2 separate regions of the Homo sapiens genome follow, and region 2 is linked to region 1. Evidence: read pairs that join two places in POLR2A ChIA-PET (ENCODE). Cell type or tissue: GM12878. All regions are shown on one strand. Each heading gives the region's core, and the rest is flanking DNA. Links, peaks and the distances in the headings are about the cores only. Region 1 overlaps TULP2 (TUB like protein 2). Region 2 holds the start of SAXO3 (stabilizer of axonemal microtubules 3).

Region 1 (5,365 bases), core at 185-5,184:
TGTGCCTTGCTGGACCATTAAGGCTCAATCTCTACAGGCCTTTACATTCTCCTCCGTTGCTTTGATACCAGTGGGTATCGAGGTCCCCAAGCCCGGGTGGGACCTCCCCCTCAGCCAGTGTTCAGGCTCTTGACACAGTCATGAAAATGAATTCAAGGACGAGTTGGAAAAGAGTGAAAATACAGGATTTATTGCAAAGGGGAAAGTCCACACTCATGAAAGGGGACTCGAGAGAATCACGTGCAAGGGGGGTTGAGGCTGCTACCGTTATGGGTTTTTTGTTTGTTTGTTTGTTTTTTAAAGATGGAGTCTTGTTCTGTCCAGCCCAGGCTGGAGTGTAGTGACACGATCTCAGCTCACTGCAACCTCCACCTCCTGGGTTCAAACAATTCTCCTACCTTAGCTTCCCAAGCAGCTGGGACTGCAGGCGCCACCACACCTGGCTAATTTTTTGTATTTTTAGTAGAGACAGGGTTTCTCCATGTTGGCCAGGCTGGTCTCAAAGTCCTGACCTCAAGTGATCCACCTGCCTCAGCCTCTCAAAGTGCTGGGATTACAGACGTGAGCCACCACGCTGGCCCTTTTTGGATTTTTTTAACCAAGGGGTAAAATACTCATGAGCATTCCTGGAAAAAGATGGAGATTTCTCAGAACTGTGGTGCCACCCATCTTTACACCAAATATGGGTGTTCCTGGGACCGTCATGATGCTGGTGGGTGTGTGACTGTGTTGATGAACATATAATGAGGTCCTACGTGAAACCGAGGTCAGACCCAGTGCCATATTGGGTCTAGTCGGACTTAGCCTACTTGGCCCACGCCCTGGTTTTTCAGGATCTTATCAGCCCATAGCTTCTGTAGCTATTTCAAGTTTCCTGTTGCTGGTCTGGTCTTGTGAAACTGCTGCCTGGAATTTTCTAATCTCCTGCAACCACCCTGTATGATTGCTGTTGCAGCCTGATTTTACATTTATAAGCCCTGTGTCCATAGGCCTAGTTTCCTTATCTGTAAGCTGACTAACAATTGTACATATCTTATGGGATTGTAAGGCCCCAAAGGAGTTAAAACAATGCTCATGAAATAAATGCTATAATACGGTAATTATTCTATATACCGTTATTCTTTTTTTTTTTTTTTTTTTTTTCCTGATACGGAGTCTCACTCTGCTGCCCAGGCTGGGGTGCAGTGGTGGGCTCTCGGCTCACTGCAACCTCCACTTCCCAGGTTAAAACAATTCTCCTGGATCAGCCTCCCAAGAAGCTGGGACTACAGGTGTGCGCCACCACTTCCAGCTAATTTTTTTTTTTTTTATGGAGTTTCACTCTTGTTACACAGGCTGGAGTGCAATGGCACGATCTCAGCACACCAGCAACCTCCGCCTCCTGGGTTCAAGCGATTCTCCTGCCTCAGCCTCCTGAGCAGTTGGGATTACAGGCGTGAGCCATCACGCCCAGCTAAGTTTTGTATTTTTAGTAGAGAAGGAGTTTCACCATGTTGGTGGTCAGGAGTTTGAGACTCCTGACCTCATGATCCGCCCACCTCAGTCTCCCAAAATGCTGGGATTATGGGCATGAGCCACTATGCCCACCTCTACCTCTAATTTTTAATTTTTTTTTTTTTTTTTGAGACCGAGTCTCTCTGTGTCACCCAGGCTGGAGTGCAGTGGCGTGATCTCGGCTCACTACAACCCCCTGGGTTCAAGCAATTCTCCTGCCTCGGCCTCCCTAGTACCTGGGATTATATGCGTGCGCTACCACGCAGGGCTAATTTTTGTATTAATCTACCTCTAGACCTTCACAGAATGCAGGCTCCTCTCATCCTCCTAACCTAATGGCCTTTCATTAGCTTTACAAAAGCAGCTTAGTTAAACTAGAAATCCTAGCACTTTGGGTGGCCGAGGTAGATGGATCACTTGAGGTCAGGTTTTTGTTTGTTTGTTTGTTTTGTTTGTTTATTTTGAGGCAGAGTCTTGCTCTGTCGCCCAGGCTGGAGTGCAATGGCAGGATCTTGGCTCCCTGCAACCTCCGCCTCCCGAGTTCAAGTGATTCTCCTGCCTCAGTCTCCTGAATAGTTGGGATTATAGGGGCCCGCCACCACACAGGGCTAATTTTTGTATTTTTAGTAGAGACGGGGTTTCACCTTGTTGGTCAGGCTGATCTCTAACTCGAGGTCAGGAGTTTGAGACCCCCACTCCTGCCATATAATCCTTTCATTTCCCCAAGGCAACCAAGCCTAATTCCACCTAATTAAAAACCTTTGTATGAGTGCTACCTGCTGCCTGAGGATCCCAACCCTGAGGCCTCTTGCTCAGCTAGTTGCTCCTGATTCTTCAGATGTAGTGTGAAAATTCCTTTTTTTGGTGGGGGGATAGAGTCGCATTCTGTTGCCCAGGCTGGAGTGCAGTGGCACGATCGGGTCACTGCAACCTCCGCTTCCCAGATTCAAGCAATTCTCGTGCCTCGGCCACCGGAGTAGCTGGGATTACAGGCATGCGCCACCATGCCCAGCTAATTTTTGTATTTTTAGTAGAGACGGGGTTTGCCATATCGGCGAGGCTGGTCTCGAACTCCTGACCTCAAGTGATCCTTCCGCCTCGACCTCCTAAAGTGTTGGGATTCCAGGTGTGAGCCACCGCGCCCGGCATTTTTTTTTTTTTTTTTTTTTTGAGACAGAGTCTAGCTGGAGTGAAGTGGAGCTATCTCAGCTCACTGCAGCCTCCGCCTCCCAGATTCAAGTGTTTCTTCTGCCTCAGTCTCCTGAATAGCTGGGATTACAGGTGCCTGCCACCACGCCCAGCTAATTTTTGTACTTTTAGTAGAGACGGGGTTTCACATGTTGGCCAGGCTGGTCTCGATCTCCTGACTTCAGGTGATGCACCAGCTTCAGCCTGCCAAAGTGTTGGGATTACAGGCGTGAGCCACCTTGCCCGGTCAGTGTTGGTTATTAAGGTGGTGCAAAAGAAGGCATGTCGGGGCCCTTCCTCCAAATGAGGAGGCACAGAAGCTGGCAAGGGTATGGTATTTTATTGAGTTATTCAACAGCCAGCTTCTAATTGAAACTGGACAAGCAGATGCTGAAGGCCTGGAGCGGGCTAAATGGAAAGCAGAAGTCCATGGTGAATGTGTCTGGGCCCACTCGGCCGAACTGGAGCACCAGATGTTCTTCTGAGAAGTGAATCAGGAACAAAGCCTTAGCCTGACTCTCTCATCTCCCAGCTTCGAGAACTGAGACTTTTTTTTTTTTTTTTTCTTTTTTTTTTTTTTTTGAGACAGAGTCTTGCTCTGTCGCCCAGGCTGGAGTGCAGTGACCTGATCTTGGCTCACTGCAACCTCCACCTCCCAGGTTCAAGCAGTTCTTCTGCCTCAGCCTCCCAAGTAGCTAGGATTACAGGCATGTGCCACCACGTCCGGCTAATTTTTTTTTTTTTTTTTTTTTTTGAGATGGAGTCTCGCTCTGTTGCCCAGGCTGGAGAGCAGTGGCGCGATCTCGGCTCACTGCAAGCTCCGCCTCCCGGGTTCACACCATTCTCCTGCCTCAGCCTCCTGATTAGCTGGGACTACAGGTGACCACCACTACACCCAGCTAATTTTTTCTGTGTTTTTAGTAGAGACGGGGTTTCACCGTGTTAGTCAGGATGGTCTCAATCTCCTGACCTCGTATCCGCCCGCCTCGGCCTCCCAAAGTGCTGGGATTACAGGTGTGAGCCACAGTGCCCGGCCTAATTTTTGTATTTTTAGTAGAGACAGGGTTTCACCATGTTGGCCAGGCTGTTCTTGAACTCCTGACCTCAGATGATCCACCCACCTCGGTCTCCCAAAGTGCTAGGATTATAAGCGGGAGCTACCGCGCCAGGCCGAGAATGGAGACTTTTAAGAGGCTGAGCGGTGCCCTTACTAAGCCAGAAACCCTGAGGGTGTGTAAACTACAATTCCCAATAGGCTTTGCAATAGGGTGGCATCTGCCCTGCCTAGAAAAACGCTCAAGTGATGATGGGAGATGTAGTTCCCTTCCGTTCACACCCTAACCCCCACCCCACCTGGCCCGGCTAAACTGGTTTCCAGGAGCTCACGGTGTTTGGGATCCACGATTTGGAAGTTCTTCACCGAAGCCCGAGTGACTCGACCATGGAAATTGAGCGTGTAGACACCGTTCTCCTTGTCCCACGACGGGGTTTTGTTGTGCAACAAAAGCAACCCTTGTTTGTCCCCACGTTGGTAACGACTCAGTAGCGACTCCTGTTCCTAGAAGGTAAAGAAGGGGCTGTGGTTTTCTCAGAGGCTTTCGAAACTCCATCTTGAACAGGGGCGACTCCATCTTGAACAGGGGCGACTCCATCTTGAACAGGGGCTGGGTAAAATGAGGATGAGACCTGCTGGGCTGCGTTCCCAGGAGGTTAGGCATTCTTAGTCACAGGATGAGACAGGAGTTTGACAGGACTGGTATCACAATGTTAGAAATGCTTGTTCCCCGGTGCAGTAAAGAAATAGCACTTGAGCATAAATTTAATTTCCTCAGCAAGGCCATTTTTTAACTTTCTGCAGAAAGGGTACACTCACCAGGAGTTTTGCCATGAGAGTACACTGAACAAAGGAGACAGGGTCATTTATAACCTGGCGCATCCACCCTACTGCCGTGTAGGGTTTCCATTGGCTGGAACGGGACCTCACGTTCTGTATTTGTCCCAATTGGCTAGCAACTTAGAACTTTTTAAAAGAGGGAAAAGCAGAAGAATACAAAGTAAGGAGGAAGTAACTTGTGGAATGTTGAGAAAGGTAAAAACACCTTCAAATAAGGAAGAGGAACAGGCTATGACCTAATGCTTGCTTGGACCGGTACAAGCATGCCAGGGCAAATATTTAGGGTAAATTGTGGGAGCTAAAAACGTAAAGTACACTGATTTCTTTATTATGGCTAACAGATATTTAAGAATGTTAGCACAGGTCTTTGAATAAATTTTGCTTGTAAGAGAGGTTACTGCCGGGCACGGTGGCTCACGCCTGTAATCCCAGCACTTTGGGAGGCCGAGGCGGGTGAATCACGAGGTCAGGAGATCGAGACCATCCTGACTAACACAGTGAAACCCCGGCTCTACTAAAAATATAAAAAATTAGACGGGCATGGTAGCGGGCGCCTGTAGTCCCAGCTACTCAGGAGGCTGAGGCAGGAGAATGGCGTGAGCCGGGGAGGTCGAGCTTGCAGTGAGCCGAGATCGCGCCACTGCACTCCAGCCTGGGCGACAGAGCAAGACTCTGTCTCAAAAAAAAAAAAAAAGAAAGAAAGAGAGAGTCTAAAAGAAGCAGGAACCCTCAGTTCTGGGAATTGCCCACCCCTTTCCCAGAAAATTAATGAATAATCCACCTCGTTTA
Region 2 (5,365 bases), core at 192-5,191, 140 kb after region 1:
GGGCGGCCGGGAGGAGCGCGGACAGGGCGGCCGCTGCGGGCCGTGGCTCCAGACCTGGGGCGTCTCTTCGAAGCTCCAGTAGGTCAGGGAGTCCTTGCGGGGGTATCCGGACAGCTCCGTCCTGTGGGAGCAGGGCGGGATGGTGAGGATACAGCTGGATCCTTGGGGACGAGTTTCAGACCTCGGGATCTAAGGAGTCTGCACATTCAAACTCCTGCATTTCCAGGCGAGCACCCCTTAGGAAGGACGCGACCCGGCACGCGTTGCCTGCGTTCCTGGGTCCTCGAGGTACTTAACGTCCTGGAAACTGAGCTTTCGCATCCTAGGGAAGTAAAAGGGGACTTTCGCTTCCTTGGGAAGGAGTATCTGGGGGCTCAAGTACCGAAGGAGGCCCTGCCCTCAGATCCGGAATCCCCTCGAGCCGCTGTGCAGGCTTCCTGTCCCTACCGCGGTTCCTGAGAGGTGACACTAAGGACTCCTGGGTGCTTAAAAAAAAAAGGGAGGGGCTGAGGCCTGAACTTTGGTTCTTGCTGCTACAGAAGTCGAGGCTGAGACCACCGGCTCAGGGAATGGGAGCCAGCCCAGGGGCTCGGCGTGCACCGGCCACGGCGGGGGCTGTGCAGGAGGCGGTGCCGAGCGAGAGCCCGGCTTACTTGGGATAGAACCGAAAGTCCCGCGCCGAGGTGGTCAGATAGAGCTGGCGGCGGTCCAGGACGCCCCGGTCGGATACTGTGAAAGGCCGGCCAGACAGCTCGGGGTTCTTCGTCCAGGCAATTAGAGCCTGAGCAAGATTGGGGGAGGAGGCATACCCAAGACATAGATTTCATACCCCATCCCAAGCCCTGGGTCCCGAGTTCAGAATCCCTCTCCTTCGGCCTCGACAGCCATGACGGCCACGGCCCTCACACCCCGCCCCAGGGTTAGAGCCCTTCCTGCCACCCACGCCAGGGAACTTCAGCTTCCTTTCTCATACCCGAACCCTTCCCAGCCTCACCTCCCTAAATCCAAGCACCTTCTGCTGTTCAAGGAACTCAAACCCAAGCCCCCAGCCACCAAAAACAACCTCCCTGGTTCCGCTCTGTCTTAAACCGTCTTGGTGTGGCCACTGGAGCTGAGCTGCATCTTGGGCAGCAACTCCAAGTTACCTCTCCCAACTCCCACCTGACCCCGTCTCAGAATATTCTAGTCTCCTCCCCACCCACAGCCCGCCGTCTAGCTCCGCAGCAGCTTAGGAGCCCTGAAGGTGAGTTTGTAGTCCCTGGTCCTTCTGGCCTGGCCTAATGCCCAGCCCCTCCCCCGGCTCCTCTAACCTCGCGATCCCGCCCCAGACCCTTTAGCCACGCCCCAAAGCCGTGATTCCTTCTGGCCCCGCCCCAGGCTCCCGGAGCTCCGCCCCGTCTCGCCGGCGCCGGCTTCCACCCAGACACCTGGGAAGGACCCCCGCGGTGGTGGTCTGCGAGTTGTGGGGGCTGGGGCCCGAAGTATTCCGGGGCGCGCGGGTCCCCGCTGGGAGAGCCAGTGTACTGCGCCCTCGTCTCGCTGCTCTGGTACTTTGTGGTCAGTGGGAGGCGCCAGCCGCGGTGTCTGAGCTGCGGAAAGGCGACCCAGAGACTCACGTGAAGGAGCAGGGGACTCAAATGCAGTCCCCCGCCCTGTCCCCTGCGGACTCCGGCACTCCCCAAACTTTACCTTTTCTCCTAAATCCTTGATCCCCACAGTCCGCGTGGGGTCTGCAGGCTCTGGGGCTCTGGGCTGGGCGCAGGGCCCGCCATGGGTCTTGGGCACGTAGGCCGAGCCAGAGGTTGTCTCCCATCTGCTGAGGACCTCGTCGAAAGCCCAGTTGTGAGAATCCTGCTTTGCAACTTGGGGTAGAGGGTCCGCGACCGTGGACTGGAGAGAAGGCGCCGCACATCAGCTAGAAAGACTCAGGAGTCCCTATCACCCCCCACCCCAAACTCTGACCTCTTCCAGTCGGCCCCCAGCCCTTTCCTCTGCAGTCCCTGGCATTCAGCTTCCCTGGTGCCTCCTCTCTCAGACCCAGAACTCCAGGACCCTCCTCCTTCAGAGAGGAGTCCAAGCTCCCAATCCGCTTTATTTAGCCCCTATCTTTCTGGGTCTCCAGGCCCGGCAGGGCTGCAGCGTAGGGTCCGCTCACCTGCACCGTGGGCGGGGTGAAGGGTATGGGTGGGATAATGCGGTGGGAAAAGTAGCTGCTGGTGAGATGGCAGTTGGGCCTGGATCCAGGTACCTCGGTTGCAGAGATACGACAGCCCGGAGCCAGGGTGCCACTGGCCATGGTTCCACCCCCACTCCGTAGCCAAGCAGGAGCTGGCTTATTGTGGTTGTTGCCCCAGGTGACAGAACCCGCCCACCCAGAACCTAGTCAATCAAGGGCCTGCAGGCACCTGGATGGATGGAATGAGAAAGAGACCCAGAGACAGGGACCCCAAGAGGGGTACAAAGAAACACAAGGAGGGGGAATGGAGACTCAAAGATAGGAGGGTGGAAAGGGAAGGAGAAGTTCAGTATTTCAGAGACCCAGGGGGTGGGGGAGAGAGAAACCCAAAAAGAGGGACAGGGACCTGGAGGTGTCAGAGATCCAGACAGAGAGACAGAGACCCCTGCGCTGCACCTAGCAACTCAGGACATCCATGAGAAACACCCCCCTTTCTTCCAGGGCCCAGATGCTCCTGGCTGCTTCCTCCCTCTACCAGGCCTGCCCACCTCAGGGTAACGATTTCCAGACATCCCCGGGGCTCCCCGACCCTCCCTGCATGCACGTGCTGAAGTAATCAGCACTAGCATTGGCTGTCCTGCCTGCCTTTGATTGGCTTGAAAAGTTCCACCTGGGTAGGCGGGGTGTGGAAACAGGGAGGCACCCACAGAGAAGTGCACCGGACCATAGCGAAAAACATGGGCTTTGATGAGTGAGAAAGAAATACAAGAGAGGAGAGAGACAGGGAGGAAGACACAGACCACGCTGGAAACGGAGCTATTAGTACTCACCCAGAGGCTAGAGCCACCGGAAGTTAGAGACAGAGAGAAAGGCGGCAAAAAAGAGCAAAATCAGAGATGGTAACAAGGAGATGTAGAAACGGAGGCAGCCACACCCCTCCCTGCCGAGGGGCCTGGTCTGTACAGATTGGTGGAGGGGGTGCCTATGTCCTTTGCTCAAAGCTGGACCTGAGAGAGAGAGAGGGGGAGAGAAAGTGAGAGAGAGAGAGTGTGTGTGTGTGTCTGTGTCTGTGTGTTGGCAACACATGTGGGGAGATGGGTAATAGGTAAAGGGCTATTGTGAAGTCCTGTGGTCTGTCCCAGACAGAGAGAAAGAGAGAGAGAGAGAGAGAGACAGAGTGTGTGTGTGTGTGTGTGTCTGTCTGTGTGTTGGCAACACATGTGGGGAGATGGGTAATAGGTGAAGGGCTATTGTGAAGTCCTGTGGACCAGAGAGAGAGAGAGAGAGTGAGTGTGTGTGTGTCTGTATGTCTGTGTGTTGGCAACACATGTAGGGAGATGGGTAATAGGGGTCATAGGTGAAGGGCTACTGTGAACTCCTGTGGTCTGTCCCTGGCTTCCCTTGTCATTTCTTCACCATATAGAGCTTTTGGTCACCGGGCACGATGACTCACTCCTGTAATCCCAGCACTTTGAGAGGCAGAGGCGGGCAGATAACTTGAGGTTAGGAGTTTGAAACCAGCCTGGCCAACATGGCAAAACCCTGTCTCTATCGAAAAATATAAAAAGTAGCCAGGCATGGTGGCGCACACCTGTAATCCCAACTAAGGCAGGAGAATCACTTGAACTCAGGAGGTGAAGGTGGCAGTGAGCTGAGATCATGCCACTGCACTCCAGCCTAGGGGACAGAGCAAGACTCCATCTCAAAAAAAAAAAAAAAAATAGCTTTTGGTCTAGGCCTCTGCCTCCTCAACCCTCATTATCTCATCCCACGAGCCCATTCTTCAGACAAGGAAACCTGAGGCTGCCTTCTGCAGCCAGGCCCACAATCCCACTTACTGTTCCTCCCTGAATCATGCTTCTGGGGCCCTTCTGTTGGATTTTGCTGACCCTACTCAAGGGCTCTCAATGACGAATAACCCCCTGATCCTAGCCAGGGGGACGGCGAGTTAGTCAGAACCTCATGTCCCACTCAAACTGGACAATTTTTTTTTTTTTTTGAGACGGACTTTCCCTCTTTTTGCCCAGGCTGGAGTGCAATGGCACAGTCTCCGCTCACTGCAACCTCCGCCTCCCGGGTTCAAGCGATTCTCCTGCCTCACCCTCCAGAGTAGCTGGGATTACAGGCACCCGCCTACACGCCCAGCTAATTTCTTTATGTAATTTTAGTAGAGACGGGGTTTCACCATGTTAACCAGGCTGGTCTTGAACTCCTAACCTCAGGTGATTCGCCTGTCTTGGCCTCTCAAAGTGCTGGGATTACAGGCATCAGCCATCGCACCTGGCCATCAAGCTGGAAAATTTTAAGGTCTGTTTCTTTCCCAATGTAGAGTAAAGTTGCGATGTCATCCCCCGACCCCACACTGTTTTCTACCAGAGTTCTCATACTGTGACTCTGTATAAAATGGTTTGGAAGCTGGACCCATCCTGTGTGTGTGTGGTTGCCCTGAGCCCACAGAAAGACACCTCCAGAGTGCGGATTGAGAAGCCTTTATTGTGGGAGGATCGGGGTGTCCGAGGGCCCCGGGAGTCGGGATGGGCTTGGAAGGCTGGGGGGAGGGGCCTTTGAGGAAGAGGAGTCCTGGAAGCGGGGGTCATCACAGGTCAAGGGGTGGTCCTTGGGACCCCCGCAGTCAGTGGTGCTGCGGCGGCAGAGTGCACATTGACAGCTGAGAGCCACGGCGTAGGAGACCACGGGGTTCACGCCGCGCGGGCAGCCAGGGAGCCGGATGGACTCGAAGCGCACATCGCGGTAGTTGCACACCACCTGAGGCAGGGCCGGCAGGACCCCCTGCAGCACGCGGGTCTGGAAGCCGTGTGAGTGGGGGAATGAGCATGTGCCTGGGGCCAGCGCCTCAGCTGAGCTCCCCAGCTGCCCCCACAGGTCTCAGACTCAGGGGTCCAGGAAGCCCTCTGTTCCTGCCCTCCCACACCCCATTCCGCAGCCCCTGACCAGAGAGGCAGACCACCCTTCCTCCCCCGCTGCCTCTGTGGGTCTGGCCCTGAGGTGGCAGCACCTGCCCCGGCCCCGGGCAGCTCACCATGGTGGGGCAGTAGCCGGCACAGATGGTGGTGTTGACGGTGATGCACACGGGGCAGCCCTCCTTCTCCACAGCCAGGGTGGCATTGATGGGGCGGCACCGTGGCCGAAGCGGCTCCTTGGATGCCCATGTCCCGCCCATGCTCAGCA

Evidence for each region. Peaks named below come from ENCODE experiments on the same cell type or tissue, not always from the same donor. Only the 100,000 strongest peaks of a DNase experiment are listed, where the experiment ranks them.
Region 2: POLR2A ChIA-PET joins it to region 1 with 5 read pairs; 3 of 35 experiments call an interaction of 5 or more read pairs at or near these places.

Annotation. Positions count from the first base shown.
Region 1 is chr19:48,877,964-48,883,328 of GRCh38, forward strand. It overlaps TULP2 (TUB like protein 2), which reads right to left. Exons shown (of 13, transcript NM_003323.3): 12 at 4,069-4,240; 13 at 3,004-3,163. The coding sequence ends at 3,048. Among named protein-coding and RNA genes, the nearest start is that of PPP1R15A, 8.2 kb to the left of the region's middle. RefSeq lists cis regulatory regions at 5-965, 522-1,134 and an enhancer at 1,575-2,287. In GM12878, for the core only: no CTCF peak of the experiment used is centred there; no DNase peak of the experiment used is centred there; H3K27ac peaks cover 628 bases.
Region 2 is chr19:49,018,220-49,023,584 of GRCh38, forward strand. SAXO3 (stabilizer of axonemal microtubules 3) reads right to left here and starts at 2,330. Exons shown (of 5, transcript NM_001396011.1): 1 at 2,156-2,330; 2 at 1,690-1,890; 3 at 1,428-1,589; 4 at 654-781; 5 at 1-121. The coding sequence starts at 2,296. CGB3 (chorionic gonadotropin subunit beta 3) reads right to left here. Exons shown (of 3, transcript NM_000737.5): 2 at 5,217-5,365; 3 at 4,650-4,981. The coding sequence ends at 4,667. LOC124904738 (a long non-coding RNA gene) reads left to right here and starts at 1,874. Exons shown (of 2, transcript XR_007067288.1): 1 at 1,874-2,455; 2 at 2,678-4,596. It also overlaps a transcript of LHB not described here. RefSeq lists enhancers at 1-620, 2,907-3,056 and a silencer at 1-53. In GM12878, for the core only: no CTCF peak of the experiment used is centred there; no DNase peak of the experiment used is centred there; H3K4me3 peaks cover 703 bases.